3 separate regions of the Homo sapiens genome follow, and all the other regions are linked to region 3. A link is an interaction called in ENCODE POLR2A ChIA-PET data of the cell type or tissue named here. Cell type or tissue: GM12878. All regions are shown on one strand.

Region 1 (2,500 bases), 110 kb after region 3:
TCTATGGGCTCCTTGTTGTTTATATGCATTAGCTTGGGCTGCCATAACAAAGCACCAGAGATTGGGGGGGGTTGAACAACAGAAATGTACTGTCTCGCAGTTCTGCAGGCTGGAAGTCCCAGATCAAGGTGTCAGCAGGGTTGGTTTCTTCTGAGACCTCTGTTCTTGGTTTGTGTCTTTACATGGTGTTCCCTCTGTCTGTGTGTGTCCTGATTTCCAGCACCTTGGGAGGCCAAGGCAGGTGGGTCATGAGGTCAGGAGTTTGAGACCAGCCTGGCCAACATGGTGAAACCCCGTCTCTACTAAAAATATAAACATTAGCCAGGCTTGGTGGCGCAAGCCTGTAGTCCCAGCTACTCGGGAGGCTGAGGCAGGGGAATTGCTTGAACCCGGGAGGTGGAAGTTGCAGTGGGCGGAGATCATGCCACTACACTCCAGCCTGGCAACAGAGCGAGACTCCGTCTCAAAAAAAAAAAACAAAACAAAAAAAGCCCCATCTCCAAATACAGTCACATCGGGAGTTAGGGCTTCAGTGTATGAATTTTATGGGAAACAATTCGGTTCACAACATGCTACTTACTTTTTTCCTTTGCTTGTTTTACTTGACCTTACAGGGTAATTCGAGAGTACTATCCACACTTACTTTCTTGAAACCTCTTTTCTCTGGATTTCTGCAACCCTGACATGTTCCCAATTTGTCTCTTATTCCTCTGGAAAAGGAGACCCTTTTTCAAAATTATCTTTCACTTTCTGACAATTAAATCAAATTGAAGTTTTTCAAGATTTTAACCTTAACTTCTTCCATTCCACTCTCTTTCTAGGTGTTCACATCCATCCAGATGGCTTCAGCCTACGTAGAAAACTCTTGTTTTTTATGTGGAGACTAGAAATGTTGTCTTGACCTTTCTATGCATTTTCCCCTGTCTGGAATATAACAGACATTGAGAAAAACAGAGGGTTTTTTTTTTCCTATTCAGAATGATTGTTGTATTGAAACATATTTACCCCATAAAATCACCTGTTATTCCATCGTACCAATACATTCGTAGGAGGGAATTTCCAGACTAATCGCAGATGAATTTGTGTGGCCCTTTACAGAGCTGACCCACATGTGTAGCTGTTCTTGACATGAAGGTGGTGGGGCAAGAGGGGAAATTCCAAGCTGCAGAGTACGTGAAAACAGTTTTTTAAAGTTGACTGCAATCTCCATTGCAACTATTCTGTGGCTCTGTCATTGTATGACTAAGGACTCTGATGCTGCTGCCACACACTGCCAATGGGGAATTTTTGTAGTCTGAGCTAAGTTATTTCATTTGCTAGGCTATGGTGAACAGTTTCAAGATATTATAACTCTCTTGATGTTAGATGTAATTATACAGATCCTGAGATGGTGCATTACCATTACCAATTAGAAATGAAAATCCGGGAAGGGTGTGAGGATGGAGGGGGAGTGAGGGATGAGAAATTGCTTAATGGATATAGTATACCTCACTCAAGTGATGGTGACACTAAAAACTCAGACTTCACTACAATATATCCATGGAACAAAGCTACACTTGTACCTCTTAAATTTATACAAATTTTTCAAAAAAAAATGAAAGGGGTAAAATTCAATCATTCATAAAGAATGGGTGTGTTAAGTGGCTACACCGGGAATCAAGTATAGTGCTAGTGAGTGGAGAGGCGGGGAAAATGGAGGATGGGAGGGTCCCAGATACAAGCTCCTCAACCTCATCAATGTCATGATTGTGCCTGGACCAGCCCTGTTCATTACAATCAGAATCCCTCCTGTGCGTCTTGGACATAAGCCTTAGCTAGCTGGCCAACCTCAGAACAGACCCTGCCCATGTTTGTCCCAAGGCAGCCTAACTCCATTTTTTATTTAGATATGCAATTCTGGCCATTCAAGCTTCTTTCACCAGGAACTATTTAATTATATGCATTCCATGTTCGTCCTGAGGTAAATTAGCCTAAGTGATTATTGTATCAAACCCTCCAACTAAATTGTGCTCAAGGACATCTAACCTCTTAAATGTTATATAAATGAACATAACTGGACTTACATAATTTTTAAATAATGCATGATATTTGTACCTATTTGGGGGGGTACATGTGACTTTTTTATATACGTATACAATGTGTAACGATCAAATCACAGTATTTAAGATTTCCATCACCTCAAACATTATCATTTATTTGTGTTGGTAACAATTTCAAATCTTCTCTTCTAGCTATTTTGAAATCTACAATAAATTATTGTTAACTACAGCCACCCTATTATGCTATGGAACACTGAAACTTATTCTTTTATCTAAATATATATATATATATATATATATACATTTTTAATCTATTAACCAAACTCTCTTCATCCCCCTAAAACACACCCTTGCCAGCCTCTGGTAACTATCATTCTAATTTCTACCTCCATGAGATCAACTTCTAGAGCTCCCACATGTGAGTGAGAATATTGGATATTTGTCTTTCTGTGCCGGGTTTA
Region 2 (2,500 bases), 340 kb after region 3:
ATGACAAAAAAAACATAAATAGGTACCTGTGAGTCTTAAGGGGCAAAAGACTAATAGAAATATTCTGAGGCCCTGTGGAGATGGTGTGGGGGAGTTCTGAGTCCATAGCCCTAGGTAAGGGCAGAATTGATTCCATGTCTTGACTGAAACCAAAGTGGAGGTGGGATAGGGGGATGCTCTGTTGGGGGCTGTGTACTGCTTAAGCTAGGATATATTTGGAGAGAAAAGAAAACATTAATTTTCCTTTCTCAATCATAGCAAACCCCTTCCCCCACAAAACAGAAATTGACAAGAGAACCCTAGAGATAAATCTGCCAAGCTCTGTTATATGGTGGCTTTCAGCCCTTTTCCAGAATAAATAGGATGAACATCTTGGTACATAACGTATCTTTTACTTAAGGTCATTATTTTTTTCAATAAAGAATATGACAAATAGGATAACAGAAAGGGAACGTACATTTGATCCTTCTCCATGTGGAAATGTGAGCTACAACTTGTTAGTATCAGAAACGTAGGTTATCTTTCCCTTCTCCATTTCAAATAGTCTGTCATATTTGAAAGCTAATAGCTTTCAGGCTCGCATTGCCCATAACTCTCAGCAACATATAAAACATGCCCACTCTGTGTTTATTTACTTTAATCTGTCAATTGTGATGCCAACTCAAGATATTTGGGATTATTACATTTGATTCACTCATTTGCCTGATGACTCTGCAAATAATTGGATTGATACCAAGGTTTATGCTGTGGAAACTATGGTATGAAAAACAGTATATAGTCTATAGGTATATTTACAAGAAAACATACACTATATGTTTGTTTCAGAAAATTTGGAAGATCCACATACAGAAGTTATAGTCACTCATAACTGTACCATCCAGAAATAACTACTATTAACAATTTGATATCTTTCATTTATATGTATACATATGGATATATATGCATATACCTACATATGTATCTAGACTATATATACATGCACATTTACACACATATACATATGAATATATAACTACACATGAATTTTAAAGCACAGTTGGCATCATACAGTATATCTTTTGGGATGCTCCCCTTAATATTATCTATTACTAGTATTTTTCGGTGTCATTAAAATTCCCTATAAACATCAGTTTCAAATGACTGCATAATATTGTATCACATGACTTCACCATAATGAACTTTTTTTGCTGTTATTAGTTTGTTTCCATTTTATTTGGTTATCGTGGAACCTCTTTTTTCACTTTTCTGATTAACATACATGATTTCATGACATAGCATATTATTTGATGTTGTGCTTCTTGCTCATTAAAAAATCTGAGCATTTGAGAAGAACCTAATTCAGGGTTGTGATATTCATTTGTATGTTTATCCTGAAATACTTCTAAGGAAAAAATTATCTACATGTTAAATACCCATTTTAGAAAGTTACCTTTGTTAGCTTCAGTTTGATCTACTTTCATTCAGTTTCTCGTGAGATGTAGATTGTCTTCTCGCTAGGTAGTCAGACTTCTGTGCAGAACAAGATGGGCAAGTTCCTGCTCTTGTAGAGTTTACTGCCTAGTGGGAAAGTATAATACTAAGTAATTAATACATTATTATAGAATTATACTTGCAATAAACATTACGAACCTAAAGTTATAGTATGTTTTTAGAATGTATACTTGAGGAATCTAAACAGGAAAGAAAATTCTTCAGTTAAAATCATGATTTTCAGTGGCTCACGCCTGTAATCCCATCACTTTGGGAGGCCAAGGCGGACGAATCACGAGGTCAGGAGATCGAGACCATCCTGGCCAACACGGTGAAACTCCGTCTCTACTAAAAATGCAAAAATTAGCTGGGCATGGTGGCACGTGCCTGTAATCCCAGCTACTCGGGAGGCTGAGGCAGGAGAACCCCTTGAACTAGGAAGTCAGAGGTTGCAGTGAGCTGAGATCCGCCACTGCACTCCAGCCTGGCAACAGAGTGAGACTCCGTCTCAAAAAAAAAATAAAAAGTCATTATTTTGTTATCTTTTTTTGTTTCTATTTAAAATAGAAAACCACAATGCCTCATCTGACCAGTTGGCACAAACCGGAGGATACAATATGGACATGGTATTTATATGTTTTTCTCTCACCAATATCCAGTTTACAGGAGAAGAAATCTTTAATCCTTTTGGTTGGATATTTGATTTCTGAGCTGGAATTTTTTTCTAAGCTAGCAAATTTCAGGATACAAATTGAGTTATTTCTGCCAGCATCCTGGATTGGAATCATGAGATTTCATCACTATGATTAAAAGAGCCTTTCCCTGCTCACAAAGCAAGTTAAACAAAATCAGCAAGATGATGGAGATAAACGTGCTTGGTCCATAAAGCCCAAGACAAGTGTTCTATTAAGCTAGTGCTGTTATAAAGTGAGCACAGGGAGATATGGAAGGCTAGTGTGCATCATTTTGGGGAACTGTACTATATGTAATATTCGTGCAAAAGATGAGCTGTTATTTGCTCCTTTTATTT
Region 3 (2,500 bases):
CAGTAGAAAAAGAAGTGGGAATTAAGCAGGTTTCTTGGTGCCTGCCCTGGTCTTCCCTTAGGCTGCCTTCCCACCTGAGATATTCTGTCCTCTTCTGTAACCCTTCAAGACCACTCTTGCTCATTTTTACCAGATTTCTCCTACATAATGTTAGGTTGGGAAGTCCAAGTCCAATTTCCTTCAGTGTCCACACCCCAACCCATATGAGCCTAGTGACATACTAGTAGACTCAAATATGTCTACCCACCAATAGCCATTTGCCATTTGTGTTCTTTAAAAAATGTGCCCACAAATAAAGGCCAGGAAAATAACACTAGGAAAATCACAGCAGGGATCATGAATCCTTGTTAAGCATCTGGAAATCAGCTTTGTTAAACCACACACTAATTCAGAAAAGTGCTTTGTAGCAAAGCAATCTCAACAGCCCTTATAATTCTATCACTTCCCATCCAGATTCTTCTGCAAGCAAAATTTATTACTATACCATTTATTTGATGAATTAATCAATGTTCAAATGGAAGAGGTTTTGACAATGTCACTATGTTTGATGTTTATACCTGCCCTGAATGCTTGCTCAGAAGAGAAACAGATTTCCCAGTATTTTTTATAACTTACTTTCCCATTGTCTTCAATTAATTTGCTATTATCCCAAGTAGACAGACAACTTCAGTAGTAGCCATCTCCCTACATTTTTAGATCACTGAAAAAAATGGATGAGCAACCCATGAAAATAACTAGCTTACTGAAATGCTTGTCTTTTAAAGAAAGTTGGGATTATTTAAAAAAAAAAAAATGGCCCAGGACCAGTAGCTAGGAGATCTGGGAGAGAGAAGTCATTGCCTTGGTTCTGACACTAAGTAACCCTTTTGCCTTTTGCAGGTAACTTCTCATCTAGGTCCTCAGCATCCTTCTCTGTAAACTGAAGAGTTTAAATGACTCTAAGTTCCTCTCTCTCTCTCTAGATGTTCTCTAACACCAAGTTTATGTGAGTTTCTTTGGCCAGATTTTAACCAGAGACCATCCTCCACGAAGGTCAAAGATAATTAATTCTGAGATAGCAGGAGTTGTTTTTGGCATGTGCAGTCAACCTTTCAAAAAACCAAGAGTTCTCAAGTTAAGCTACCTTCACGAACCTCTTATTAAATTTAAGTATCACTCTCTGTCCCTCCTACTTTGCTATGTTCCTCCACCACCTCCCTCCACCAGAAAAAAAAAAAAAAGATGAGAAAAATCTCTTGTGTTTTCTTCTTTCTTGGTTCTTGGAAAATGGTGTGCAATTACTTCCTCTTCTTCCGTGGCTGCCTCATGTCACCTGTACAAACAAGAACAGAGACAGACCTCAGGCTTCAGGCTTTCCCTAATGGGTATTTTTGTTGTGGGTAGAGATTCACTCTGACTTGGGGCAGTGGAAAGTTGAACACACTTTTCCCAAGGTGACAAGATGCAGTTTAAGGAGTTATGAAAAAACAGCTGCCACGATGACAGGGGCAGAGAACAACTCTGCCGTCCTCCCTCAGTGCTGGGTTCACAGTTAGCCAGGCACCCACGATGCTGTTTGCCTTCAGGTACTCTGCATAGCTAAGAGGAAGCATATTGCTGTGACTCTGAGTGAGTGTCTGCAGGCTACACACAATCCATCAGCAAACTTTGAGACTTTGCAGATGGAGATGAAGAGACCACATCAAATTAGAGAGGAAATAGAAGGGTGGATGTTCAACTAATTGGGGTCATTCTGTGACCTCTTAGCAAATGAATTCATCAGCCTGGTGGAAAAGTACTGGCATATGGATTAGGTTTGAGTAAGCTCATTAGAGGGGCATTATTCTACTGAAATTATAGCATTAGATTTGTAGAATGACTTCTATTCAGCCAACAAGTTGGTACTCCATATTTAATGATCATAAATCTTTGTGTAAGCTCTGCAATTTGTGAAATTTCATTAGCTCATTATCCTTTGTGCTTGTTGCCAAATACTGTCAATGCTACTTTAAAAACTTCTCCTCCATTCCAGAACTTACAGCCCTGGTAGTTCTGGCTTGGTATTCCTGCAGCAAATCCATGCTCCTAATTCCATGATTCACCCTTCAAACCCTGCCACCTTCATCAATTCTATCCTTAACAGTAAACACTAGATATCTTATACTCATTCCATTCTGCTGGAACTCCACTTCTTAGAGGCTATCATGACTGGTGACTTGAAGTCCTGTTTGTGGCCCCTTAATTACACTGATTTCCTAGGATGGCCACCTCTTGATCATGCAGTCCTCATGGCTATCCTTGTATTCATCTCATGCAAAATTTTCAAGATCAAAACTCTGTCTTCTTCGTCTGCTCCTCATCAATCTAGACTACCCCAGTCACTTCAGCCGAGGCTTATTGTTTATCAAGCTTTATGGATTTCACGTTGTTTTCATTGGTGTGTCTACTTCTTTCTCTTCTGTTTTTCCCTTTTTTTTTTTTTTTTTTTTTTGAGACAAGGTCTTTGCCCAGGCTGGAATAC

The links. Peaks named below come from ENCODE experiments on the same cell type or tissue, not always from the same donor. Only the 100,000 strongest peaks of a DNase experiment are listed, where the experiment ranks them.
Region 1: POLR2A ChIA-PET joins it to region 3 with 22 read pairs; 4 of 35 experiments call an interaction of 5 or more read pairs at or near these places.
Region 2: POLR2A ChIA-PET joins it to region 3 with 12 read pairs; 6 of 35 experiments call an interaction of 5 or more read pairs at or near these places.

What each region holds. Positions count from the first base shown.
Region 1 is chr6:11,824,010-11,826,509 of GRCh38, forward strand. No RefSeq gene overlaps it. Among named protein-coding and RNA genes, the nearest start is that of ADTRP, 46 kb to the left of the region's middle. In GM12878, no CTCF peak of the experiment used is centred here; a DNase peak (open chromatin) is centred at 1,172; H3K27ac peaks cover 2,194 bases.
Region 2 is chr6:12,053,491-12,055,990 of GRCh38, forward strand. The region is part of intron 2 of HIVEP1 (HIVEP zinc finger 1); the gene reads left to right. Among named protein-coding and RNA genes, the nearest start is that of HIVEP1, 42 kb to the left of the region's middle. In GM12878, no CTCF peak of the experiment used is centred here; no DNase peak of the experiment used is centred here; H3K4me3 peaks cover 324 bases; H3K27ac peaks cover 949 bases.
Region 3 is chr6:11,713,201-11,715,700 of GRCh38, forward strand. It overlaps ADTRP (androgen dependent TFPI regulating protein), which reads right to left. Exons shown (of 6, transcript NM_032744.4): 6 at 323-1,312. The coding sequence ends at 1,278. Among named protein-coding and RNA genes, the nearest start is that of ADTRP, 64 kb to the right of the region's middle. RefSeq lists an enhancer at 1,176-1,325. In GM12878, no CTCF peak of the experiment used is centred here; DNase peaks (open chromatin) are centred at 1,041 and 1,391; H3K27ac peaks cover 2,357 bases.